Linked DNA regions of Homo sapiens: region 1 is linked to region 2. Evidence: chromatin loops called from intact Hi-C (ENCODE). Cell type or tissue: gastrocnemius medialis. All regions are shown on one strand. Each heading gives the region's core, and the rest is flanking DNA. Links, peaks and the distances in the headings are about the cores only.

Region 1 (8,323 bases), core at 314-8,313, 120 kb before region 2:
CCCAGTGGTTGAGGTTCCCCCGGCATTCAGCCAGACTCCCTCCGAGAGAACAGATCTGTTTCCTCTGTGCCCAGGGTCTGCCACTGTGCCCTGCCCGAAGCAGGTGCTCTATGTGATGCTAGCGGAGACATGGACCTCAGAAGCAAAGTGACTTCAGATCCCCAGGTGCCTTATGGAGCACCAACAGTCACTTCAGCCCCACACAGGGAACTCCCGGGGAAGGAGTCGTGGGTCACATAGGGAAGACAACACAGTCCCTGCCCTCTGGGAGTGCCCAGCCCTGCTGAGGAAAGGTGACCTGTGTCAGCGCCCACTGGCCAGGCATCATGCCTGTGTCCAGCACATGTGGAGTTATTAAGGTCCCCCTATAATCTGTAATCCCAGCACTTTGGGAGGCTGAGATGGGAGGATCGCTTGAGTTCAGGAGTTTGACACCAGCCTGGGCAACATAGCAAGACCCTGTATCTAAATAATAATAATGATAATAATAATTTTTTTAAAAAAGGAAATGCAGGTATTCAGGGACAGCCAGTCCTGTTTGCCCAGCTCTGTGCCAGGCCACATATGGGACTAGGAGGCACAGGGGCTGAGAAAGAAAGGGACATGGCTGGGTGCAATGGCTTAAACCTGTCATCCAAGCACTTTGGGAGGCCAAAGTGAGAGGATCACTTGAGGCCTGGAGTTTGAGACCAGCCTGGGCAACATAGTGAGACCCGTATCTACAAAAAATAAAAAATTAGGTGTGCATGGTGATGTCCACCACTAGTCCCAGCTACTTGGGAGGCCGAGGTGGGAGGATCACTTGAACCTAGGAGGTCGAGGCTGCAGTGAGCTGAGATTGCACCACTGCACTACAGCCTGGGTGACAGAGCAAGACTTTGTCAAGAAAAAGAGAGAGAGAGAAGAAAAAAAAGAGGGAGGGAGGGAAAGAGGGAAGGAGGGAGGGAGGAAGAAGGAAGGAAGGGAGGAAAGGAAGGAAGGAAGGAAGGAAGGAAGTCCATCCTAACTCTTTTTTGTTTTTTTTCTTGAAACGGAGTCTCACTTTGTCACCCAGGCTGGAGTGCAGTGGCTCGATCTCAGCTCACTGCAAACTCCACCTCTCAAGTTCAAGCAATTCTTGTGCCTCAGCCTCCCGAGTAGCTGAGATTACAGGCATGCATCACCATGCCCAGCTGATTTTTTTTGTAGAGACGGGGTTTCACCATGTTGGCCAGGCTGGTCGCGAACTCCTGACCTCAAGCGATCTACCCGCCTCGGCCTCCCAAAGTGCTGGGATTACAGGAGTGAGCTGCCGTGCCCGGCAACTTCTTTTTTTTTTTTTCTTTTAATTGAGATGAGGGTCTCGCTATGTTGCCCAGGCTGGTCTGGAACTCCTGGGCTCAAGCAATCCTCCCACCTTGGCTTCCCAAAGTGCTGGGATTACAGGCGTGAGCCACTGCGCCCAGCCTCCATACTAACTCTTGATGAAGCCACAGTCCAGGGAGGGAGATGGGAGCTTCCTAGGAGAAGGGAACCATCTGAGAGGCTCAAGTCATGTGGTCAATGGAGACAGGAAGGGAGGAAGTAGCTCAGAGAAGCAAGAAATCTAGGATGACTTCCTGGAGGAGGCAGGTTGAGGCTGACATCTGGAGAACAGAATGGAAATGTTTCCTGGTGGCCCCAGCCCTCAGGGACCATGGCCCTGGCTTGCCCCACTTTTCCTCTTCTTGTACTCCCGTGAGGATCTGCTTTCCCCAAATACTCCAGGAGCTCGTAAAGCCTACATGATCCTGCTGTGTGAGATACAGGGACCAGGTCTAATTCCAGCACTGAAGCCCTGAATGGCCTTGGGCAAATGTCTCCCCTTCTCTGAGTCTCCATGTCCTCATCTGTTAAATGTGCTCATCATGCACTTTACCCTTACACATTTGTTGTGGGGCTAAGGAGATCATGTGTGGTTTCTGAGCCAGAAGTGAGCAAAGCTCTGTAGTGATCACACCACCCAGCCCCCTTAATTCACTGATAGGGAAACGGAGGCCCAGAGAGGCAAAGGTCACCGGGACAGCTACATCAACTTTCTTTTTTTTTTTTTTGAGACAGTGTCTCACTCTGTTGCCCCGGCTAGAGTACAGTGGCGCAATCTAGGCTCACTGCAACCTCTGCCTCCCAGGTTCAAGCAATTCTCCTGCCTCAGCCTCCTGAGTAGCTGGGACTACAGGCACGCACCACCACGCCTGGCTAATTTTTTTTGTATTTATAGTAGAGATGGGGTTTCGCCATATTGGCCAGGCTGGTCTCGAACTCCTGACCTCGTGATCCACCCACCTCAGTCTCCCAAAGTGCTGGGATTACAGGCGTGAGCCACCGCGCCTGGCTTTACATCATCTTTCAAGCCCTGGCTCAAAGGCCCTTTCTGGTGCCTCCAGGCCAAGCTGGTTGCTTCTGGCTTTGCTGTTTTTGTTTTTTTTTTTCTTTTTTGAGACAGAGTCTTGCTCTTTTGCCCAGGTGGGAGTGCAGTGGCGAGATCTCAGCTCACTGCACCCTCCACCTCCCGGGTTCAAGCAATTTTCCTGGGCTCAATCAGGCTCCACAAGCTGTGCCTGCGACTGAGCCTCCGGAACGAAGGGAGTGTGCCCTTCTCCTGAGAAGCTGGGTTTCTCCCAGGGTTGGTGGCGGGGAGGTGGGGGGGTCCCAACCTGGGGAGGTGGGGGTTGCTGTCTTCTTTGGCACCTCAGAAATGTTAATTGAGGGAAATTATGCAAAGGAGCCTGGATTGGAAATGCTCATTTGGACCTCAACAAGGTGGCTACGTTAAAAATAGCAAGAGGGGCTGGGCGCGGTGGCTCACGCCTGTAATCGCAGCACTTTGGGAGACAGAGGTGGGTGGATCGCTTGAACCTGGGAGTTCGAGACCAGCCTGGGCAAAACCCTGTCCCTCCTAAAAATTAGCTGGGCGTGGTGGTGCGTGCCTGTAATCCCAGCTATTCAGGAGGCTACTCAGGAGGCTGAGGCGGGAGAATCACTTGAATCCGGGAGGCAGAGGTTGCGGTGAGCTGAGATTGTGCCACTGTACTCCAGCCTGGGCAACAGAGCGAGACTCTGTCTCAAAAAAAAAAATGTCTAGAGGAAGGAGTTAAGTTTGGGATTGGAGAGAGGATGCCAGGCCCTTTGTCCTATGAGGTCCAGGCTCCTGGGCCCCTGAAGGGTCATCAGGCCTTGCAGCCTGAGCATGGACCCTGGCTCTAACAGTCTGTGACCCCCACTGCACTCCTGCCCGCTCTAGTTCCTGCGGTACGGCCCTTTCACATTGTGGACACCCAAGCAACAAATCTAACAATCAGATTGGTAGCTGACACCTGTAATCCCAGCACTTCGGGAGGATCACTTGAGCCCAGGAATTCAAGACCAGCCTGGGCAACAGAGACCCCCGGTCTCTACAAAATAAAATACAACAATTAGCCGGGTGTGGTAGTAAGTATGTGTATTCTCAGCTACTCGGGAGTCTGAGGCCAGAGGATCACTTGAGCCTAGGAGGTGGAGGCTTCAATGAGCTGAGATCACACCACTGCATCCAGCCCGGGTGACAGAACAAGGCCCTGTCTCATATAAAAATATTTAAAACATTTTTTTAATCAGATATGACCATGTCAATACTCTGTATATAACCTGCTAAGGCTCCCCATTGCCCTCAGGATAAAGCCAGGCCTCTTAGTCCTGCACTTAAGGCCTGTCCTGCTGGGTCTCTTAGTCTCATCTCCTACCACATCTCACTGTTACCAGGAGCTCCATCTGCCAGCACCTCCCTTCGGATCCCCCAGCCTCACCCTGACTCTGAGCCTTAGCACAGGCCATTCCTGCCGCCTAGAACATCAGCTCCTCTTTGTCACCAGAACAGCGACATCATCTTTCAAGCCCCGGCTCAAAGGCACTTTCTGATGTCTCCAGGCCAAGCTGGTTGCCTGGCTTTGGTTTTTTTTTTTTTTTTCTGTTGTTTTTTAGATGGAGTCTCGCTCTGTCACCCAGTCTGGAGTGCAGTGGTGCAGTCTTGGCTCACTGCAACCTCCACCTCCCGGGTTCAAGCAATTCTCCTGCCTCAGCCTCCCAAGTGGCTGGAATTACAGGCATGCACCACCATACCTGGCTAATTTATATATATATATATATATATATATATATATATATATATTTATTTATTTATTTATTTTGAGACAGAGTCTCACTCTGTCACCCAGGCTAGAGTGCAGTGGCGCTATCTCGGCTCACTGCAACTTCTGCCTCCCGGGTTCAAGTGACTCTCCTGCCTCAGCCTGCCGAGTAGCTGGGATCACAGGCATGCACCACCATGCCCAGCTAATTATTTTTTATTTTATATACATATATATTTTGTATTTTTAGTAGAAACAGGTTTTCACCATGTTGGCCAAGCTGGTGTCGAACACCCGACCTCAAGTGATTCACCCACCTCGGCCTCCCAAGATGTGGGGATTACAGATGTGAGCCACTGCGCCTGCCCTGGGTTTGCTGTTTCTCCAGCACCTTCCAGAGGCTTCTCCTGTAGCACATGCTCTTGGGATTTAGGTGTCTGTGGGTTTGGATGTCTTAGACTACGTGTTCCCTGAGGTCAGAAGCTGTGTTCAGAACATCACTGGACCTAGCCCAGCTGAGAACCAGCTCCTCCATCCTGCCCAATGTCTGGGGCATCTGATGGCAAATGACCCCAGGGCTGCCTCCCTGTGCCCTGCCCTGCACCTCCCCTTCAGAGACAACTGAACCAGGCCCTGGTGACTTGCCCCCCCGCCCCTGCCCACACCTCATCCTGTCCTCAAGGGCACTTGGGGGACGGGAGGGACGTGTGGAGGGAGGCTGGTTATTAATTAAAAACCAAGTCATGCACAGATCCTGCTTCATTCCAATAAAAACCGTCAAGGGTATTAATTACCAGATCTGGCGATAGACGCGGGTTAGGTTTACTCAGGCCCGGTAAGGATGCTGGTGGCCAGAATATCAATGAGCACCCGGGCTCCTCGGCTCTGGGCCCTGGGCTGAGCACGGGCTGGGCAGGCGCGGGGCACCTTGGGGAGGACGAATTGTGATGAAAATAACACCGATGCCACTAAATGCTTCTCAACCAGCACTTCCCGAGTTCCAAGCAGGGGGCCACATACCATTGCTACATGCCTGATGTCATCTCACTCCCGAAAGCCTTGTGAAATGGATTCTATTTTTATCCCCATTTTGCAGCTAAGGGCATTAGGGTACAGAGAGGTTTTGTAATTTGATGGGGTCACACAGCTGGCAAGGGGCAGTGCTGGGATACCAGCCTGGGCTCTTTTTATTTTTGTTATATTTATTTATTTATTTTTTAGGACAGGATCTTGCTCTGTCACCCAGGCTGGAGTGCAGTGGCACAATCACAGCTCACTACAGCCTCGAACTCCTGGGCTCAAGCGATTCTCCTGCCTCCACCTCCCGAGTAGCTGGGACTACAACGACATGCCATCACGCCTGGCTAATTTTTTTTTTTTGAGATGGAATTTCACTCTTGTTGCCCAGGCTGGAGTGCACTGGTACGATCTTGGCTCACTGCAACCTCCACCTCCTGGGTTCAAGTGATTCTCCTGCCTCAGCCTTCCGAGTAGCTGGGATTACAGGCACCCACCACCATGCCCTGCTAATTTTTTGTATTTTTAGTGGAGACAGGGTGATGCCATATTGAGCAGGCTGGTCTCGAACTCCTTACCTCAGGTGATCTGCCCACCTTGGCCTCCCAAATTGCTGGGATTACAGGCATGAGCCACTATGCCCGGCCATGCCCAGCTAATTTCTTAGTAGAGATGGGGTCTCGCTATGTGGTGCAGGGTGGTCTCAAACTCCTGGCCTCAAGCAGTCCTCCCGCTTCAGAAGCCTCCCAAAGTGCTGGGATTACAGGTGTGAGCCACCATGCCTGGCAGCCTGTGCTCTCAAAGTCCCAGAGGAGCTGGGCTGCGTCATCAAAGCAACCCTTCCTTGGACAAATGGGGAAACCGAGGCAGGAGAGAGCATCACTTGCAAAATCACACATTGGAGGAATGTCGACCATGTCCCCTGAGGCCCAGTGTAGGACTCTCCTCCCACCAGACTAAGTGTGTATATGTTGGGGTGGGGATCCTTGCCAGAAAGGGAGGGGTGTGGCCGGGTGTGATGGCCCACGCCTGAAATCCCAGCACTTTGGGAAGCCGAGGCGGGTGAATCACCTGAGGTCAGGAGTTTGAGACCAGCCTGGCTGATGTGGTAAAACCTCATCTCTACTAAAAATACAAAAAAAAAAAAAAAATTAGCCAGGCATAGTGGTGGGCGCTTGTAATCCCAGCTACTCGGGAGGCTGAAGCAGGAGAATCGTGTGGACCCGGGAGGAGGAGGTTGCAGTGAGCCGAGATTGCGCCACTGCGCTCCAGCCTGGGTGACAGACTGAGATTCTGTCTCAAAAAAAAAAAAAGAAAGAAAATAGAAAGGGAGAGGGTGTAGGGGCCCCAGATAGGCCAGGATTTGGGGGTCAAGGCCACCTGCCACTTCCTGTCTCCCTCCTCACCTGCCTCCCTCCTCCCTTCATCCATCCATCCTCTCCAAACCCTCAGCAGCCCAGCACTCCTCTGTGTCAACCCTGGAAGGCGGTCTCAGCCCGGCACAAGTCCCCAGCGGCATTAAAATAGGCCTGACCTAAATACAAGCACAATGCCAGCGCTGAAAACACGGCTGTGTCAGCGGAAACTCCAGCTGGGTAGGAAAAAAAAATACACTTTGGGATTCAAGCCATCACCCCACCCCAGAAAGGGGGCCGGGCTGCCCCAGGGCCAGGGCCAGTGCCACCTACAGGACCCTGAGCACCCATAGTTCCCTAAACGTCCCCAAGTGTGGCAAAGTGGCGGAGGGGAGAGGACTCTGCTTCTGTGGCCTGACAGACGGCAAGCTCACAAGGGGGTCAGGCAGCCCTCAGCAACCACTGCTATCACTCCGGGGAACTGAGGCTCTGAGAGGGGAGGTGGCCACCCGAGGTGGCACAGCTTATAAGTAGCAGGAGTGGGGCAGCCGCTTGATTTCCAGGCAGGAAGAGGAGAGGGACAGCAAACAGGCTCCTAATGCAGAAGCTTGGGCCTGTGACTCAAAACAGGTATTAAGTAAACACGTTCTATCAAGAGGCCATCCATGCCTGTAATGCCAGCACCTTGGGAGGCCAAGGTGGGGGATCACTTGAGGTCAGGAGTTCAAAACCAGCCTGGCCAACATGACGAAACCCCTTCTCTACTAAAAATACAAAAATTAGCCAGGGGTGGTGGTGCGCACCTATAATCCCAGCTACTTGGGAGCCTGAGGCACAAGAATTGCTTGAATCCAGGAGGTGGAGGTTGCAGTAAGCTGAGATCGTGCCACTGCACTACAGGGTGAGACTCTGTCTCAAAAAAACAAACTGAAAAAAAAAAGAGGCCATTGACAGCCTTGAAGACCTTACTTTTAATTTTTATTTATTTATTTATTATTATTATTATTGAGATACGGTCTTGCTCTGTCACCTAGGCTGGAGAGCAGTGGCGCGATCATGGCTCACTGCAGACTTGAACTCCTGGGCTCAAGTGATCCTCGAATCTCAGCCTCCTGAGCAGCTGGTTCTACAGGCACATGCCACCACACTCAGCTAATTTTTTGTATATTTTGTACAGATGGGGTCTCTCTATGGTGCCAAGGCTGGTCTCAAACTCCTGGCCTGAAGCGACCCTCCCACCTCAGCCTCTCAAAGTGCTGGGATTACAGGCATGAGCCACTGTGATTGGCCTGAAGGCCCTAAGTTTCTATTCAAACCAGAACTTGGCCGGGCGCAGTGTCTCATGCCTGTAATCCAAGCACTTTGGGAGGCTGAGGCAGATGGATCACCTGAGGTCAGGAGTTTGAGACCAGCCTGGCCACCATGTGAAACCCCCATCTCTACTAAACATACAAAAAAATTAGTCATGCGTAGTGGCGCACACCTGTAATCCCAGCTACTCGGGAGGCTGAGGCACGAAAATTGCTTGAACCTGGGAGGCAGAGGTTACAGTGAGCTGAGAGTATGCCACTGCACTCCAGCCTGGGCGACAAAGTGAGACTCCGTCTCTAAAAAAATAAAAATAAAACTGAGCAGGGCACGGTGGCTCAAGCCTATAATCCCAGCCCTTTGGGAGGCTGAGGCAGGTGGATCACCTGAGGTCAGGAGTTCAAGACCAGACTGGCCAACATGGTGAAACCCCGTCTCTACTAAAAATACAAAAATTAGCTGGGCATGGAGGCACACGCTTGTAGTCCCAGCTACTCAGGAGGCCGAGGCAGGAGAATC
Region 2 (8,323 bases), core at 250-8,249:
GTTACTTCTGTGTTACTGTAATAGCACATATTTAGGCTTGGTTTACAGCTGGGCATGACGGCTCATGCCTGTAATCCCAGCTGGCATTTGGGAGGCCAAGGTAGGCAGATCACTTGAGGTCAGGAGTTCGAGACCAGCCTGGCCAACATGGTGAGATCCCATCTCTACTAAAAATACACAGATTAGCCAGGTGTGGTGGCTCACACCTGTAATCCCAGCTGTAATCTCCCTGTCATCAGGAGACTGAGGCACAAGAATCACTTGAACCCGGGAGGCGGAGGTTGCACTGAGCTGAGATCGTACCACGACACTCCAGCCTGGGCAACAGAGCAAGACTCTGTCTCAAAAAAAAAAAAAAAAATAGGCTTGGTTTGGTTGAAAGTGGCAAGAAAGAAGAGACTCTTAAGGGTTTGTTCCTCCAGGAGAATAGATAGTTCTCAAACTGGGAGACTCACAGCGTCATTTTTCATACAGTGGCGAGGAGATCCGCTGGGACAGGGAGCTCTACTGCAGGGCCTGCTCTGTGCCAGGAGGGAGGCTGCTGCTCCATGACACACAAAGAGCAGATAGCAAAAAGCTATGCAACAGGGCTGGAGAGCAAGAGTCATGATTCGTGCAGTAGAAGCAAAGGCTTCAGCAGGCCAGGATGAATGCAGCCACATGCCCGGTGTGTCTGGGCATATTAAAAGGAAGATTGAGCCAGGCATGGTGGCTCATGCCTGTAATCCCAGCACTTTGGGAGGCTGAGGTGGGCAGATCACTTGAGATCAGGACTACTGAAAATACAAAAATTAAGGCCGGGTGCGGTGGCTCACGCCTGTAATCCCAGCACTTTGAAAGGCCGAGTTAGGCAGATCACCTGAGGTTGGGAGTTTGAGACCAGTCTGACCACTATGGAGAAACCCCATCTCTACTAAAAAATACAAAATTAGCCGGGCGTGGTAGCAGGTGCCTGTAATCCCAGCTACTCTGGAGGCTGAGGCAGGAGAATTGGCTTGAACCCAGGAGGCAGAAGTTGCAGTGAGCCGAGATCACGCCGTTGCACTCCAGCCTGGGCAACAAGAGCAAAACTCCATCTCAAAAAAAAAAATTAGCCAGGCATGGTGGCATGCACCTGTAATCCCAGCTACTCAAGAGGCAAAGAGGAGAATCACTTGAACCCGAGAGGCAGAGGTTGCAGTGAGCCGAGATCGCACTCCTGCATTTCAGCCTGGGGGACAGTAACACTCTTGTCTCAAAAAAATAAAAAGGGAAGATCACATTTCAGGTGGTTTAAGGATAAACTCATGATAGACATATAGCCCATCAGATGTGTGAAAACAGGGAAATAAAGATTCACAAGAGAATATGTGTAATTATAGTACAGTAATTGGCTCTACTATATACATGTATAGTACTGTACTGGTTGAAGGAGGGCTTCTTTCAACAAATTCTCAGCCTGAGCAATGTGTGAAACCCCATCTCTAGGGAAAAAAAAAAATTAGCCAGGCTTGGTGGTGTGCACCTGTAGTCCCAGCTACTTGGGAGGCTGAGGTGGGAGGATCGCTTGAGCCAGGAGGTCGAGGCTGCAGTGAGCCCTGATTGCACCACTGCACTCTAGCCTGGGTGACAGAGTAAGACCCTGTCTCGAAAATTTTTTTTTTTTAATTTTTTTAAAAATACATTCCGTCCAGGCGTGATGGCTCACGCCTGTAATCCCAACACCTTGGGAGGCCCAGATAGGAGGATCGCTTGAGCCCAGGAATTTGAGAGCAGCCTGGGCAATGTATCAAGACCCCATCTCTACAAAAAATTTTAAAAATTCTCACACCTGTAATCCCAGCACTTTGAGAGGACAAAACAGGAGGGTCGCTTGAGGCCAGGAGTTCGAGACCAGTCTGGTCAACATAGCAACCCCATCTCTATTTTATTTTTAAAATTAAAAAATTAGCCAGGTGCAGTGGTGTGTGTCTGTAGTCCCAGATACTTGGGAGGCTGAGGCGGAAGGCGGAAGAATAGCTTAAGCACAGAGGGTCCAGGCTGCAGTGAGCTATGATGGCATTACTGCACTCCAGTCTGGGTGACAGAGCAAGACCTCGTCCCTTTAAAAATACAAAGAGAGGCCGGGGCATGGTGGCTCACATCTGTAATCCCAGCACTTTGAGAGGCCAAGGCAGATGGATCACTTGAGTTCCAGAGTTTGAAATCAGCCTGGCCAACATGGTGAAACACCATCTCTACTAAAAGTACCACAAATTAGCTGGGCGTGGTGGTGCACACCTGTAGTCCGAGCTCCTCGGGTGGCTGAGGCTCAAGAATCACTTGAACCTGGGAGGTGGAGGTTGCAGTGAGCTGAGATCACATCACTGCACTCCAGCCTGGGCGACAGAGCGAGACTCCTTCTCAAAATAAATAAATATAGGGTTTATAAATAAATAAAACACAAAGAGACAAACAAACTAAAAAACCATCCTGGATGCCTGCCAGGTCCCGGGCTTGCAGCCCAGCAGTAAATGCCACCAAGTCCTGCCCTGGAGTTGCCGATGTCACCCAGACAAAATCAAAATGTCATGTCAGGTAGAGATAACTGCTGTGACAGGATATAATGCAGAGTGAGGGGGAGAGAGGGACAGGAGGAACCTGGATAAGAAGGTGACATTGAAGCGGTGACCCAATGAAGGGAGAGGGCCAGCCAGGTGCATAAAGAGTGTGGGAGCAGGCCAGGCGTGGTGGCTCACACCTGTAATCCCAGCACTTTGGGAGGCTGAGGCAGGCAGATCACGAGGTCAAGAGTTCGAGACCAGCCTGACCAACATAGTGAAACCCCGTCTCTACTAAAAATGCAAAAATTAGCCGGGTGTGGTGGCGTGTGCCTGTAATCCCAGCTACTCGGGAGGCTGAGGCAGGAGAATCACTTGAACCTGGGAGGTGGAGGTTGCAGTGAGCCGAGATTGTGCCATTGCACTTCAGCCTGGGTGACAGAGGGAGACTCTGTCTCAAAAAATAAATAAATAAAAATAAAGACTGTTGGGACAGAGAAAAAGTCATGCAAAGTCCCTGAGGCAACAACGTGCTTGGGTGTTTGAAAGCTTGCAAGGTGCCCTTGCAGCTGGTACAGGGTGAGTGAGGGAAGGATGGTGAGGTTGAGGCCCAAGAGGTAGCAGGGGACCAGGCGTGTGGCCCACGCCTGTAATCCTAGCATTTTGGGAGGCTGAGGCAGGAGGATTGCTTGAGCTCAGGAGTTTGTGACCAGCCTAGGCAACATGGTGAGACCCTATCTCTATAAAAAAGAAAAATAGGCCAGGAGAGGTGGCTCACGCCTGTAATCCCAGCACTTTGTGGGGGTTGAGGAGGGTGTATCACCTGAGGTCAGAAGTTCGAGACCAGCCTGCCCAACATGGTGACACCCCATTTCTAAAAATTCAAAAATTAGCCAGGCATGGTGAGGGGGTCCTGTAATTCCAGCTACTCAGGAGACTGAGGCAGGAGAATTGCTTAAACCCAGGAGACAGAGGTTGCAGTGAGCTGAGATCGCGCCCCTGCACTCCAGCCTGGGCGACAAGAGCAAAACTCTCTCTCAAAATAAATAAATAAAAAGGTAGCAGGAGCCAGATCACATGGATTTTGGGCCAGCTTAAAGAGTTTGAATTTTATTTTATTTTTTAAAAAGTCTTAAGAGACAGTGTCTCATTCTGGTTTGTTTTTATTTTTGTTTTTGCTTTCTATGCCTATTCCCTCAAACCATAAACTAGGGGCACCCGGGCAGCTTGAGGTCAGGTGCCAATTCAACAGCAAGTCCTCATGAATGACATTTTTTATGGCTTTGTGCAGAGACACCTTGTGCTCATGAGCATTGGTTTTTTGTTTTTTGTGGGTTGGTTTTTTTGTTGTTGTTTGTTTGTTTTCTATTTTTTGAGACAGAGTCTCACTCACTCTATTGCCCAGGCTGGAGTGCAGTGGCACCATCTCAGCTTACTGCAACCTCCGCCTCCCGGGTTCCAGCGATTCCCCGGCCTCAGCCTCCTGAGTAGCTGGGATAACAGGCGCATGTCACTACACCTGGCTAAATTTTGTATTTTTAGTAGAGACGGTGTTTCACCATGTTGGTCAGGCTGGTCTCGAACTCCTAACCTTAAGTGATCCATCCACCTTGACCTCCCAAAGTGCTGGGATTAGAGGCGTGAGCCACCATGCCTGGCCTTTTGTGGGTTTTTTTTGAGACAGAGTCTCACTCCAGGCTGGAGTACAGTGGTGCTGTCTCGGCTCACTGTAGCCTCCACCTTCCAGGTTTAAACGATTCTCCTGCCTCAGCCTCCCGAGTAACTGGGATTACAGGCGTGAGCCACCATGCCTGGCCATGAGCATTTGTTTTAAGAGACAAGTCTTTCTTTAGCCCAGGCTGGAGTGTAGTGGCACAATCATAACTCACTGCAGCCTTAAACTCCTGGGCTCAAGCAATCCTGCTTCAGCCTCCTGAGTAGCTGGGACTGCAGGGGCACGCCACCACACCTGGCTAATTTTTACATTTTTTGTAGAGAAGGGGTCTCGCTATGTTGCCCAAGCTGGTCTCCAACTCCTGGGCTCAAAGCGATGCCCCTGCCTCAGCCTCCCAAAGTGCTGGGATTACAGGTTGAGCCACCATGCCCAGCCTTGAGCACTTTTTAAAGTCACGATGGCTTTCTCCACCTGTCATTTGGAAAGGGAGACAGGTCAGTGCAGTGGCCGACGGGAGAGGCCGTCTGGTGGGTTTGAGGCCAGCTCCTCCTGTTACTCCCTGTGGCCTTGGCAGCCGGCTGTGCTATTTAAGGGGAAGCACTGTCGCTACTCTGGCCTGGGACTCAGGGGCTCTGCCCAGCTTCTGCCTCTCTAAGTTTACTGCTGGGAAGTCACTTCCCCTTTCAGAACCTGAGTTCTCCCATAAAGAGGAGGGGCCTAAATGCAGTCCGAAGCCTTTTCTAGCTCCTGAGACTGTGGTTCAAGGCAGGGCTATGCTTCCCCTCCCAGCCCTGGCCCCGTGACCCCAGCTCTGTGCCTGGCACTGTACAGAAGCCTAAGAGATGCCCACCGCCAGAGCGGGCACCAAATCCTCATCTACTGGGGACCCCAGGGGTGCCCTCCCTGAGAGTTTGGCCTTTGGGCTCACTCCCAGGCAGAGACTCCTCGGAGTTGCTGCTTGATTACCCCTGTGACAGAGAGCTCATTACCTCTCCAGGCCCATTACCTCTCCAGAGAGCTCATTACCTCTCTGCTCCATGGCCTACCCTGCCATCCCCCGACAGCCCCCTTCTGGCCAGCATGATTTTCCCAGTGTCCTCTACCCACCACAAACCCCAGCCCCACAACAGGCTTGCTCTAACAGGACAAGTTGTGCTGAAGATGGGGCCTTCAGAAGCAGTGCTGTATGACAAAGAAGGTTGACTCATGTCTGGACAGGGCTTTCTGGAGTCTGTGGAGCTAAAGACATTAGCATAATACAGAGCTGGGCTTGGTCACTGGTGCTTCCGACTGCAGTAACACAGCAGCTCTCAGACGTGAGCCGTAGATCTCAGACCTTTCCAGAAGCTTGGAGTTCTTGCTTCGTAGTGGGCCCCGACTGTTTCTACTCTTTTCTTTCATTTTGAGACGGAGTCTTACTCTGTCACCCAGGCTGGAGTGCAGTGGTGCTATCTCAGTTCACTGCAACCTCTGCCTCCTGGGTTCAAGCCATTCCCCTCCCTCAGCCTCCCAAGTAGCTGGGATTATAGGCACCTGCCACCACACCTGGCTAATTTTTGTATTTTTAGTAGAGACGGGTTTCACCATGTTGGCCAGGCTGGTCTCAGACTCCTGACCTCAAGTGATCTGCCCTCCTCGGCCTCCCAAAATGCTGGGATTACAGGCGTGAGCTACTGCACCTGACCTTGTTTCTACACTTTAAACCAGCTCCACGGGAGGCCACCTGAGGCCACCTGCTCCAATCCCAGGCAGTGACAATCGTGCAATGTCCCTGGAGCAGGAGTGAGATATCAGATGGACCTGTTCAGGACTGGGGGGGGTCTCACTCCCAGCTGGATCCTTCAAGCCCAGCGCAGCCCCCCAGATTCCACATGTGGGGCGGCAGGGACTCCAGGCCTGAACTATGCATAGCCAGAAGGGTCCATTGCAGGGCTGTGTAGACTGAGGCCCAGAGAGGAGGGCTGAGCAGTCCCAGAGATGCTTGGAGGGACCTCTGTGATAGCCTCGCTTGTGTTTTCCAGGCCCGAGCTGCTCACTGAGGGAGTCAAAGAGCCCATCATGGATAGTCAAGGTACCCAGCGCGGGGTCGGGAGCCATGGTGTGGGCGGGCAAGGGAGGGCCCCAGGCCTCTGCCACCAGCCCCTCCTCCTGCTGCCTCTGTCCTGCTCCCATCCTGGCCCTGGCATTCTCCCCACACCCCCACATTGGGTTTCCCCTAACGATGCCATCTTGGGTCCCAGGAACTGCCTCCTCACTTGGCTTCTCTCCCCCTGCCCTGCCCCCAGAGAGGGATTCCGGGGACCCTCTGGTGGACGAGAGCCTGAAGAGACAGGGCTTTCAAGGTAAGGTTGAGCTCACGGGGAGGTCTGTTGTCCCAGCACCAGGACATTGACCTGGTTTGGGTTTGGAGGGCCAGGCTGGAAGTGGGGAGGAGCTGGCCCCCAACTTCAGGGCCTAAGGGACCAGGCAAGCCAGGTTGGCAGCCCAGGCCCGGCTGTACCCTGCCAGCTCTGTGTTAGAGACTCCAGGGGAGAGGGGGTGCCTACAGGTGGACGGTCGGGGGAGCCCAGGAGCCTGCCTGCCCCCTCCCTGCCCCACCCCCCAGAGGTAGCTGACACGCCCACTCCTTTTTCAGCAATCAGCTGTGGTCTTAGTGCTTTGAAATCAGAATAGGAGCCAGACGCGGCACCTCACGCCTGTAATCTCAGCACTTGGGAAGGTCAAGGTGGGAGGATCGCTTGAGGCTGGGAGCTCGAGACAAGCCTGGACAACATAGAACCCGTCTCTATGTCTATTTTTAAGAAAAGAAATCAGAGGCCGAGTGCAGTGGCTCACGCCTGTAATCCCAGCACTTTGGGCGGCCGAGGCAGGTGGATCACTTGAGGCCAGGAGTTCAAGACCAGCCTGGCCAACATGGTGAAACCCCGTGTCTACCAAAAAAATACAAGAATTAGTTGGGCGAGGTGGCGTGCACCTGTGATCCCAGCTACTAGGGAGGCTAAGGCGGGAGAATCGCTTGAACCTGGGAGGCGGAGATTGCAGTGAGCCGAGATCATGCCACTGCACTCCAGCCTGGGTGACAGAGCAAGACCCTGTCTCAAAAAAAAAAGAAAGAGAGAGAGAGAGAGAGATGGTGGTCTGGGATCCCTCCAGCACATGCTGGCACTTGTCTTTGTTTGTTTGTTTGGATGGAGTTTTACTCTTGTTGCCCAGGCTGGAGTGCAATGGCGTGATCTCAGCCCACTGCAACCTCCGCTTCCCGGGTTCAAGCAATTCTCCTGCCTCAGGCTCCCAAGTAGCTGGGATTATAGGCACGTGCCACCACACCCGGCTAATTTTTGTATTTTTTAGTAGAGACGGGGTTTCACCATGTTGGACAGGCTGGTCTCGAGCTCCTGACCTCAGATGATCTGCCCACCTCAGCCTCCCAAAGTGTTGGGATTACAGGCATGAACCACTGCACCCAGCTTTTTTTTTTTTTTTTTTTTTGAGACAGAGTCTTGCTCTGTCACCCAGGCTGGAGTGCAGTGGTGCGATCTTGGCTCACTACAACCTCCACCTCCCAGGTTCAAGGGGTTCTCTTGCCTCAGCCTCCCAAGTAGCTGGGATTACAGGTACGCACCACCATGCCTGGCTAATTTTTGTATTTTTAGTAGAGATAGGGTTTCACCACATTGGCCAGGCTGGTTTCCAACTCCTGCCCTCAGGTGATCCTCCTGCCTCAGCTTCCCAAAATGCTGGGGTTACAGGCATGAGCCGCCGCGCCCGGTCACACTTGGGCGTTTTTAATGAACACTTTCTGGGTGAGGGTGTCTTGGTGGCTCATGCCTGTAATCCCAGCACTTTTGGAGGCTGAGGCAGGCAGATCACTTGAGCTTGGGGGTTCGAGGCCAGCCTGGGCAACATGGCGAAACCCCATCTCTACCAAAAACACAAAAAAGAAATTAGCCAGGTGCGGTGGTGCACGCCTGTGGTCCCAGCTACTCAGAAGGCTGAAGCAGGAGAATCGCCTGAGCCTGGGAGGTGGAGGTTCCATTGGGAGCCGCCAGGCCCATCCCCTGTGTCTGTGGGGACTGCCCATCCTCCTCCATCTGCTAGATCAGCTGGGCTTCCATTCCCTCGCTTGTCT

What was found. A loop is a pair of places that touch in the nucleus more often than their neighbours do. Peaks named below come from ENCODE experiments on the same cell type or tissue, not always from the same donor. Only the 100,000 strongest peaks of a DNase experiment are listed, where the experiment ranks them.
Region 1: it touches region 2 in a loop (4-fold over the local background); 81 of 110 quality-filtered maps call a loop at or near these places.

What each region holds. Positions count from the first base shown.
Region 1 is chr7:74,424,456-74,432,778 of GRCh38, forward strand. No RefSeq gene overlaps it. Among named protein-coding and RNA genes, the nearest start is that of GTF2IRD1, 25 kb to the right of the region's middle. RefSeq lists an enhancer at 5,165-6,138. In gastrocnemius medialis, for the core only: no CTCF peak of the experiment used is centred there; DNase peaks (open chromatin) are centred at 4,546, 5,136, 6,646 and 6,956; H3K27ac peaks cover 2,008 bases.
Region 2 is chr7:74,548,959-74,557,281 of GRCh38, forward strand. GTF2IRD1 (GTF2I repeat domain containing 1) reads left to right here. Exons shown (of 27, transcript NM_005685.4): 18 at 6,216-6,265; 19 at 6,480-6,536. Among named protein-coding and RNA genes, the nearest start is that of WBSCR23, 21 kb to the left of the region's middle. In gastrocnemius medialis, for the core only: no CTCF peak of the experiment used is centred there; a DNase peak (open chromatin) is centred at 4,703; H3K27ac peaks cover 4,512 bases.